2 separate regions of the Homo sapiens genome follow, and region 1 is linked to region 2. A link is a loop called in an ENCODE intact Hi-C map of the cell type or tissue named here. Cell type or tissue: OCI-LY7. All regions are shown on one strand. Each heading gives the region's core, and the rest is flanking DNA. Links, peaks and the distances in the headings are about the cores only.

Region 1 (5,389 bases), core at 294-5,293, 55 kb after region 2:
TCTACTGCTTAAGAGTGTGGACACCGGAGTTGACTGCTTGGGTCTCTGTCACTTATGTGCTGTGTGATATTGAGCAGATTACCTTATCTCTCTGTGCCTCCAGTTTTTCATCTGTAAAATAGACAATAGTAGTACCTAGCTTATAGAGTTGTTGAGATTGAATGCAAATGAGCTTCCTAGCACTGGCACATGGAAAGTACTCAATCCGTGCTATTAGTGAAACTTTCATGGAGGGTTGAGAAAACATGTGCTTGTTTCAGATTTGCATAAAATTCCCATCTTGGAGCCATTGTGATAATCCTTCCTGCATGTGGCCTAATAATAACCTCAAGTGTTTTTATTTTGATTCTTCATCTCTCAGCCACCCCGCTGGGAGGAATAACAGGAGCTGTGTGTCTGTATATCTAGAGCTCTCTGATAATGAGTAGATGAGACGAACAGGCCTTTGGGTTGACTGGCTTCCTGGTTCTTTTTCTCATTCAGGTGCTAGAAAGCTTCAAGATCATGGATTATAGCCTTCTGTTGGGAATTCATTTCCTGGACCATTCCCTCAAAGAGAAAGAGGAGGAGACCCCACAAAATGTGCCTGATGCTAAGCGGACTGGGATGCAGAAGGTTCTCTACTCAACAGCCATGGAATCTATCCAGGGTCCAGGGAAATCTGGAGATGGGATAATCACAGAGAACCCAGACACGTAAGTGCAGCCACACACCTACCCACCCTCTTGACTGTGGCAGCCCACGTCACTGGGTAATTATAGACAGTCACATTCACCTTAGGGTGGGACTCTAGGAATTAATTTCTACTTGGTGCTAAAATGGGTTAAACTGGTCTCCATTTCTATTCATCTAAAGATAACTAGATGAGTGGCAGTTTCTCCAGTTATTACTCCTTCACCCACTTGGTTTCTTTTTTTAACAATGGCTGAAAATGTTTTTGTCCCCATTAACTACATATTCAAAACATTCACCACAAGAGGAAGGAATAGACTTTGAATTTGAATAAACATGTTTTATTGTTTATTTATTTATTTTTTTTTTTTGAGACAGAGTCTCACTCTGTCACCCAGGCTAGAGGGCAGTGGTGCCATCTCAGTTCACTGCAACCTCCACCTCCCAGGTTCAAGCGATTCTCCTGCCTCAGCCTCCAAAGTAGCTGGAATTACAAACATGCACCACTACACCTGGCTAATTTTTGTATTTTTAGTAGAGATGGAGTTTCACCATGTTGCCCAGGCTGGTCTCAAACTCCTGGCCTCATGTGATCCACCTGCCTTGGCTTCCCAAAGTGCTGGGATTATAGGTATGAGCCACTGCACCCAGCCTGAGTAAAGATGTTTTAAGCAAATACACAATAAGAATGATGTTCGCAATTCAGAGCTTTTTGTCTGCCTAAGGGGATTCTGTTGTTCTAGTCCTGCACCCTGACAGATGTGGTCTCTCGTCTCAGCCAGATGTGGTAGTAACTACAGGATTAATTTGCATGTGTAAAATGCATATTGACTAACAGAAACAACTGCAACCAAAGTAAGTTATTGAAATGGCAGACTGCATCAGTTATGTGTACTAGCTGAGCAAGGAGACTGAAAGAAAGCAATCATTTTCCAAGGCCATAAGTGCCTGCCTTCTAGAATTCTCCAACGATGACTAAACCATGGGCATATTTCATTTTTGTAAAGGAAATTAACACATATTAAATATTTTTTGAAAAGTTCTTTCTTGCAAATCGATCTAACTGTCCAATAATCAGTTAAATTATCCTATATCAGTATGGTGAAATACAATAAGGCTATTAAAAACCACGCTAGCATTGAATATAAGGAAATGTTTGTCATTTAGCAAGTAAAAAAATCAGGTTATAAAACATGATAAATAATACCTTTTCTTGACTAATAAATACATACACACACACACATACTAGAAAAGCATACCAGATATTAAGTAGTTATCTTTGCATCCTAGGAATAACTGTTTAATTATATTTTTTCTTTGTGTTTTTCTGTATTTTATTTTTAAAAGTAAACATACATTACTCTTTTGATCAGAAAAAAGTATTGCATTTTTTAAAAGGAATATTTTATAATGGTCTAAAAATTCTTGCTCATAGTTTTAAAGTAGGAATAAGTTTTAAATTGGATTCTTCCCATCCAACTCTTCACGGTTAGCAGCTACGATATTATTCTCCTTTGTAGGGAAGTATTAATACATCATTCTGGATTCCCAGGATGACCTTAACTGATGGCCAAAAAACAAAAACAAAAAGGAACAAACAAAAAAAAAAGATGAATGGGAGATAGCCCAGAATTCTTAAAAATTGTCAATTTTTATTTTCAGTCTATTTATTAGAAATGATTTTTTAACTTCCTATTCTTATAATATGTAATCAAATATTTTCTCTTTTGCTCCATCAACAGAATGGGAGGCATTCCAGCTAAAAGCCATAGGGGAGAAAAACTACTTTTATTTATGGGCATTATTGACATTCTGCAATCATATAGGTAAGAAGTTTGAGGAGTGGTCTTTTATTATTTCAAAATCAATCTACAAAAGGTTCTGAAAAATCACCAAATGAGAGTGATTTTACATTCTCATTTCAATTTTTCCATTTATATTTAGGTTAATGAAGAAGTTAGAACATTCCTGGAAAGCTCTTGTTTATGATGGGGTAAGTGACTTATTTTCCTTATTATACTGTATATATTTCTGCTTTCTCAGAGACTTCAGAGTATGTGCAGGAAACTGTGTTGCTAGACTCTAAGAGGAAATGAAACAACGGTCTTTATAAACTCAGAATCTTAGGTTAGTAGATCAGTTCAAATCTAAGAATAAGGACAACATAAATTTGAATAGCTCTTCAAATACATGACATCCAGCCTAGCGGCCAGAAAAACAAAATGATATCTGTGTCTATGTGAAATCCAAAGGACCTAACTTTGAGAGAGGTCTTTTTTTGTAGGGATGATCAGTAGGGCATTTGAAATGAAGTTCTCACACAACCAAGCTACAGTAAGTGTGAGTCCTGACTCTGATGGTGAACAGCCTGGATTTGAACTCTGCATTCACTGCTGAACTAGCCATGTGACCAGGCACAATGCTGGTTATTTGGCCTCTTACCCTTGTTTCTCACCTGTACCAGGGGGATAGTAATGACACCTGCTTGGTGTGAACATGGGACAAAAAAATGCATTTCAGTGTTCAACACAATGCCTAACAAATACACAGAGAAAGTGAAAACTTTTTAATTGGTATGGATTTCTACATCAACATTTATACATGCTGGCTGCCTGAGGTTGTCTTTTTTTTTTTTTTTTTTTTTTTTTTGAGATGGAGTCTTGCTCTGTCACCCAGGCTGGAGTGCAGTGGTGCAATCTCAGCTCACTGCAACCTCTGCCTCCCAGGGTCAAGCAATTCTCTTACCTCACCCTCCTGAGTAGCTGGGACAACAGGTGCGTGCCACGACGCCTGGCTAATTTTTGTACTTTTAGTAGAGACAGGATTTCGCCATGTTGGCCAGGCTGGTCTCGAACTCCTGACCTCAGGTGATCCACCTGCCTTGGCCTCCCAAAGTGCAGGGATTACAGATGTGAGCCACTGCGCCCAGCCAAGAATGTCTTAATTGATGTAACTGAAGAAAAAAATCAGTTAACAAAGAGCAGTTTCTCCCATCTTTCTCTCTCCTTCTTTCTCCCATTCCGTCTCTGTCTCTCTGTCTCTCTCTCTCACACACATACACACACATACACACACACACACACACACACACACACGCAGTCCCATCTAGACATTAGATTTCTACTTCCTGCTACTAACAACATTTATTGGCCTAAGTTAATAACTTGAAGTAGCAATTCCAAAGAATATTTTGGTCAAGGATTTGGTCACACATTTCCTTTTAAGATGTTAGCAGATACTTTCTTTTGAAAGAGAATAAATTATAGATGATCTTCTTCTTCTTTCTTGGAAAGGAGCCCATAATTTCTCAGTTCTGTGGAAGACTGTTAATAACCTTTCAGCATGAAAGATCTACATTTTGTCCACCGCTAAGGACTGACTTCAGTCATAATGCACTTTTAAACAACAGGTTCACACATTTATTTCCAAGAATTAACCTCTAAGCTGGGTGTAGGGGCATGTGCTGGTAGTCCTGGCTACTCAAGAGACTGGGGCAGGATGATCACTTGAGCCCAGGAGTTCAAGTCCAGTCTTGAATATAGCAAGACCCTGTCTCTAAAAGAAAATTTTTTAATTAAAAAAAAAAAGAATTAACCTCAATCTTACTGAGATCAAAAATTCCTCCTATGAAAGAAGGTCAATATGGTAGGTTAATTTAATGTTTCCTTCCAGCTGAGAAAGGAAGGGACTGCATACATAGTACCTCGAACATTGAAGGGGAGAGAGTGAATACCCTCATTCCATTCCCCTCCTGTTTTCTGAGACCATTTCAATTTCCTGTTACCAGATGGATCTGAATCGTCTAGTCTTGTACCAACCAGGTGCATCTAAGGGCCCCCCACCTTTCTCTATTTAAAACCCAACACTTTGGGGGGAGACCAAAGCGGGCGGATCACTTGAGGTCAGGAGTTCGAGACCAGCCTGGCTAACATGGTGAAACCCTGTCTCTACTAAAAATACAAAAATTAGCCAGACGTGGTGGCACATGCCTGTAATCCCAGCTATTCGGGAGGCTGAGGCAGGAGAATCGCTTGAACCCAGGAGGCAGACGTTGCAGTGAGCCAAGATCGTGCTACTGCACTCCAGCCTGGGCGACAGAGCGAGACTCCATGTCATAAATAAATAATAAATAAATTAAAAAATATACCTATCATCTGCTTTTCTTTTCTTTTTAATGAAAATTTCTGTGCTGGTTATATATCATGAACCTATTTTTGTTTGTTTTCAGACATGGCTCTTACTTAAACAATGTTTATTCATGCCAAAGCGAACAACAATGTAACTTCTCTTTATAGGCAACGGCTGAACTTTAATCCTCTATGGATACCCCTCAGGCTCTTGCCTTCTGCTGATATTTCTAAATTACTGCCTTGTTGGAAGAATGTGTCCACTTCAGGCAGATACTGCCAGGATACCAGAAAGAGTACATTTTAAAAGATGTAGCAGGGCCAGGTGCAGTGGCTCATGCCTATAATCCCAGCATTTTGGGAGGCCGAGGAGGGCAGATCACTTGAGGTCAGGAGTTCGAGACCAGCCTGGCCAACATGGTCAAAACCCCTCTACTAAAAATACAAAAATTAGCCAAGTGTGGTGGTGGGTGCCTGTAATCGCAGCTACTGATGATGCCGATGCAGGAGAATCACTTGAATCCGGGAGGCGGAGGTTGCAGTGAGCCGAGATCCGCCACTGCACTCCAGCCTGGCGACAGAGCAAGACT
Region 2 (5,389 bases), core at 123-5,122:
AATCTGGCTCTGTATACACTGCATTCGTGTTGACAGAACAGCATCCCAATTGATTGAAAAGAATCTGCGAGCCATCTGAATAGAAACAGTATTTAAGTCATTAAGAATGGATTGATTACCAGGGCAATTAAGGAGACCTGAGGATCAAGGACCGAATTCAGGGGACACTGCAATTATAGCAAATACAATATGAGAGGTCAGAGAAGAAGTGACAGGAGAGACTATAAGAAAAGCTGGAAGTGGGCCGGGCATGGTGGCTCACACCTGTAATCACAGCACTTTGGGGCTGAGGTGGGCAGATCACATGAGGCCAAGAGTTTGAGAGCAGCCTGGCCAACATGGCGAAATCCCATCTCTACTAAAAATACAAATATTAGCCAGATGTGGTGGTGCATGCCTGTAGTCCCAGCTACTCAGGCGGCTGAGGCATGAGAATTGCTTGAACCCGGGAGGCAGAGATTGCAGTGAGCCGAGGTTGCACGACTGCACTCCAGCCTGGGCGACAGAGTAAGATGCTGTCTCAAAAAAAAATAAAAAATAAATAAATAAATAAATATATATATATATATAGAAGTGGCTCCAGGACCATATTCTATCATAGAAATCAAGAGAAGACATTTTTTTCCAGAATAGACAGGTGTTCTCTGGTGTTAAAAGCTTGAAGAAATAAAAAGATATAAAGCATGTGGGGAGGTGGGGATGGGTCTTAGATTTGCTAAGTAAAAATATTAAATCAGAAAGAAAGTATCTTTTCTATAAAGTAAATGATCTTTATTACATCCATTCATGTCAGGGTTTCTTAACCTGAGCATTATTGACATTTTGGTCTGGATGATTCTTTGTGGTGGGAGCTGTCCTGTGCAGCATCCCTGGCCTCTACCCACTAGACGTAATGCCACCACCTCCAGTTGTGATTACCAAAAAATGTCTTCAGATATCATCAGATGTTCCTGGTGAAGAACCACTGATTTAAGTATTTAATTCCTACCATGTATGTAGCACTACATTAGGCAGTGCAAGGCATAAAAAGTATGACACACTTCACCGTAAAAAAATACATTCTAATTGTCCTAAATTGAGTTATTCTGTTATTTCTCCTATTATGTTGGTTAAAACTATATATGTGTATACTCATACACACACACATACACACACACACGCACACACACACGTATACAGTAGTTATTCTCCAAGTTAACATTACATCAGCTTAATTATTGGATGATATTAGAAAAGTAGTAAATGGGAAATATTGGTGTCCCCATGCTGTATGTTTTAGCACAGATTAATGTAAGAAATTATTATGGATCTATGGTGGGACTAGTAAGCAATTTCCAAATTAAATTATAAGAAACATTATCACAAAAAACATTTGAAAAGAAAGAGCTTTAATGTTTGGAATAGATTCTGCATCAAAAGAAGCAACTTATCATCTTGCCAAACCTCAGCCTCGTCATTGTTTTGGAGCAAGAAAGAGAATTGAACCTCACTCATGTTTTGTTGCCTGTACCATTGAACAAGGCCCTGACTGTTAAGACTAATGTTGAGACCCTTGTTTTCTTTGCAGACTGCATCATCTGCTATTAAAGGTGCTATTCAGCTGGGAATAGGATACACAGTGGGTAATCTCACTTCCAAGCCAGAACGAGATGTTCTTATGCAAGACTTTTATGTGGTGGAAAGTGTGTTCCTACCCAGGTAAGAACATTTTTATTTGTGATGATTTCCATGCTAAGGAACCTTCTTTGTGACAACCCCATATTGAAGGGCTTTTCTACTATGTACATGTTTATATGTACAGATGTGAATATTGGGCCTTTGGCAGGGCCAAAGGCAGTCCAAATGATGTTTACTTCCTGTTTCATCAGGATGTCTCACAATTTTTATGTGGAGATGGTAAATAGGTTTCATCTATGGACTAATTCTAATTAGTTGTGATGAATGCCTGGAAGACCATATGGAGAAAGATTTTGAGGTTCAGTGGGAAAGAGTGCAGTAATCACAGAGTAATGTCCGCCAAGGGTTTATAGAAAGAAGGCTTCCATGAAGCAGCAACTGGTGCTAGGTTTTTGCTCCCCCTAATTTAAAAGCATGGGCTGGTAGGCCCATAATTGGGCCTCAAATCTGAGTTTAGTCTTATCTCTTCTCTTTTATGATGACTTTAACTTAACTTTCCTCGAGAAAACATGGATAATCCTGCTGTTTGCAAAAATACCAAAGTTACCCATATATGTTGTCTCTAGCTTTCATCATTTTAGGGTGAGGGGATCAATTATTTAAAAACAAATACATCTGGAAATGGATGATGGTAATATGAATGTATTAATGCCACAAAACTGTACACTTAAAAGTGGCTAACATAGTAAATTTTATGTTGAGTATATTTTACCACAATAAAACTAATTAATTAAAAATTCTATTACTACGTTCATTTAGGAAGAGAAGAAGTAATCATTAAATAAGTATCACCACAAGTGACAGGATTTTTCAAATGATCCAGAAAATAAAAATAAAGATATTCAATTTGGGGACTTGTCTTTGGAGCTGTGAGAATTGATTTTAACATTTCTCTTAAAAATAAGTCATGTTATTACCAGGCTTGGGTAAACATAGCTAAAGTGACACTTTGTTTACCACTAGTGTCCTCATCACCTTATTAAAAATCTATATGTATCTTTAGAATAATTGTCTTTACACATTTATCTCTGTGTCTAGGTGTCAACTGCCTAAAAATAAAACCTGTTTGTGGACATGCAGTAACCCCCACATAGTCACCAAGGAGCAGAGCCCATAAATTTTTAAAAGTCAGCTACCTCGTTTTGCTTTAAATGCTCTTAGCTGCAGAATAAAGTTGGTCTACTGGCCTTTTGAAGTCTGCTTGTCTAGGGTCCTCTAGCAGCCATGAGAACCAGATTCCAGGCAGAAAATGGACAACCGCAAGGCCCAAGATATAATCCTTGCTTATGATCCTACTCTTCTTTCTATAGTTGGAAATGTTCTCTGTGTTTGTTTTTAACAGCCTACCATTCCAAAAAAAAAAAAATGTATATTAACTACATGTTTTTCTCTTAAAAGCCAGGGGGTCATGAGTTTATCTTCATCTTTTGGTATGATTTTTTTAGGCTCATAATGCTTGTAAGTGTGTTTGCAGGATGTTTGTTTGAGCTCTCATGGTCTCCAAAGGTCTCTACCCAGACATTTCAACTTTGTTGTTCTTTGGCTACAAAGAACAGGAGAAATGGAGGACTTCTGTGGGAGTGTGGAGACAGTGAGCTCAGGGTGCTGAGAGCATTACAGCTGAAGGTGGGGGTATAAAGACGTTCCATGTGCTCCCCCTATCCTCACTGACTGACCTCTTCTACTTCCAGTGTCCAATCAACACAGCCAACCATTGACGGGCACTTGGGGAAAGCATGGCTCAGGCATGAGGTCCCCAAATCCTAAACACTGGCACACCTGGAACTTGCTAGACATGCAGATTCTTGGGCTCCACCCAGACCAACTGAATTAGAAACTCTGTGGGTGGGAACCAGGAATCTGTTTTAACAAGCCGTCGGGGTGATTCTCAGCACAGAAAGGTTTGAGAACCACTGGCCTCGCCCATGACTTTCCACTTGAGAGAGAGAATCTTTCTGGTAGATAACAAATTTTGTTCTTGGAGTTATTACACGACTCTTACAACTAATAAAACTCAAATCATTTTTTAAAAGCATCTTAAATGTCAAAATGACATCTATTAGCACTTTGCATCTTTGGCCTTCACTGTCATCCAAGGTAGCAGCAGCAGGTGTGTCACTGGCAGAGGAGTAGCTAGCTGACTTTCCCTTATTTAGAGGCATCCATTGTCACATTTAAAATATAGCAATTTAGAGTATTTGCAGCCTATAAATGTGCACACCTGTAATCCCAGCAACTCAGGAGGAGGCTGAGGCAGGAGAATCTCTGGAGCCTGGGAGGCAGAGGTTGCAGTGGGCTGAGGTCCTGCCACTGCACTCCAGTCTGGGCGACAGGGTGGTACTCTGTCTCAAAAAAAAAAAAAAGAAAAAAATTACCTCCCTCATTTTCTTTATAATAATATTGTGTAAAATGAGTAAAAGTCTATAAGAAAAACTTTAAAAATTATTAAGTGATACACGTGTGTGTGTGTGTATACATATACACTCATATAATATATATCTACACACATATGCAATGGAGTAATAAAAATACTACATAATAAATATAAAATAGAATAAAACTATTTAAAATAGATGCATGAAATAGAAAGGCTAAATAGATATTGATGTTTGCATGTAGGCACATTTAGTTGGATTAAGTTAGATTTAAATTGTCCGATAGAGAACTGTGCATACAATTACAATTACAAATCAACCCTTTCTCTGGGCTGTCTAAAATAATCAGGTACTAGACCAAAAAATGACATGCTGTCTGCCTTACCTTTTAGTGACGATTTGTAGGAAGAGGAAGGTGGGGGCTGGTGAGTGGAAAGATAGTAGAGTTTGTGAGGGAATGTTCTGTGTGACTGAAGACAAAGGCTGGAGGTTCATGGACCAGAAGGTGTGAATCTACTCTGAAAGACAGGCAAGAGTCCAGTCCAGGGAAAAAGGTGCAGATGGTAGGATTTTGGTGGGTACTCGAATTAAAAAAATGGATTTGTGAGGCAATATTGCTGGGGTCAAAACCAAAAAATCAAATTGACCAGAGTGAAAAATAGCCTGGGTCCTAGCATGGCTCTGCTGCCACGTAGGATGACTGGACTGTCCCTTCAGGTTCGTGTAACAATCCATACTACTTATAGTGTACATGAAATGCTTTCTATTCATTCAAGCAACCTTACTAAAAACACCCCATGAAAATAAAAGTCTATATCTTCCCTTCAAAAAAAAATGGCAATACAATATTTAACATTTGATGCATTTTTTTTTTCTTGTTATTTTTAAATGAAAAAGAATTATTGTCCCGGTTTGGCTCTACACCCTCGGACTCCGGCTCCCACGCCACCCTGGCAGGTGCCGGCCTCAACATTTGATTCAGACCAAGAATTTCTTTCAGCAGATGCTATCTTGTTTGTTTAAGTAACACAGGCACACCAGATGGATTTACAGTAAACAGAAGAAACTTATGTTAGTCTTGCCTCAGTTTCATCATCTGGACTCAGTGTCTTCGTGGATTTAGCAAAGGGATTTGGCCCAGTGTTTCTCAATGGAGGTGCTATTGGCTTTGTTGGATAAGACAACTCTGTGCAAGACAGTACCTTTCAGGAGATCTTTGGTCCCCAGGCCCTGCCAGTAATATCTCCTAGTTGCTGTAGCAGTCAAAAAACCCCTATAAAGTGATGGATAAATTTAGTATCATGATTGTGGTGATGGTTTCACAGGTGTATATACAC

The links. Hi-C counts contacts between places; a loop is a spot of excess contacts. Peaks named below come from ENCODE experiments on the same cell type or tissue, not always from the same donor. Only the 100,000 strongest peaks of a DNase experiment are listed, where the experiment ranks them.
Region 1: a loop joins it to region 2, with 2.6 times the contacts of the local background. A loop is called at or near these places in 7 of 110 quality-filtered maps.

Annotation. Positions count from the first base shown.
Region 1 is chr9:68,917,065-68,922,453 of GRCh38, forward strand. PIP5K1B (phosphatidylinositol-4-phosphate 5-kinase type 1 beta) reads left to right here. Exons shown (of 16, transcript NM_003558.4): 9 at 484-695; 10 at 2,415-2,498; 11 at 2,617-2,665. Among named protein-coding and RNA genes, the nearest start is that of PRKACG, 94 kb to the right of the region's middle. In OCI-LY7, for the core only: no CTCF peak of the experiment used is centred there; a DNase peak (open chromatin) is centred at 2,777; H3K4me3 peaks cover 305 bases; H3K27ac peaks cover 579 bases.
Region 2 is chr9:68,862,270-68,867,658 of GRCh38, forward strand. PIP5K1B (phosphatidylinositol-4-phosphate 5-kinase type 1 beta) reads left to right here. Exons shown (of 16, transcript NM_003558.4): 5 at 1,568-1,698. Among named protein-coding and RNA genes, the nearest start is that of PABIR1, 85 kb to the left of the region's middle. In OCI-LY7, for the core only: no CTCF peak of the experiment used is centred there; no DNase peak of the experiment used is centred there.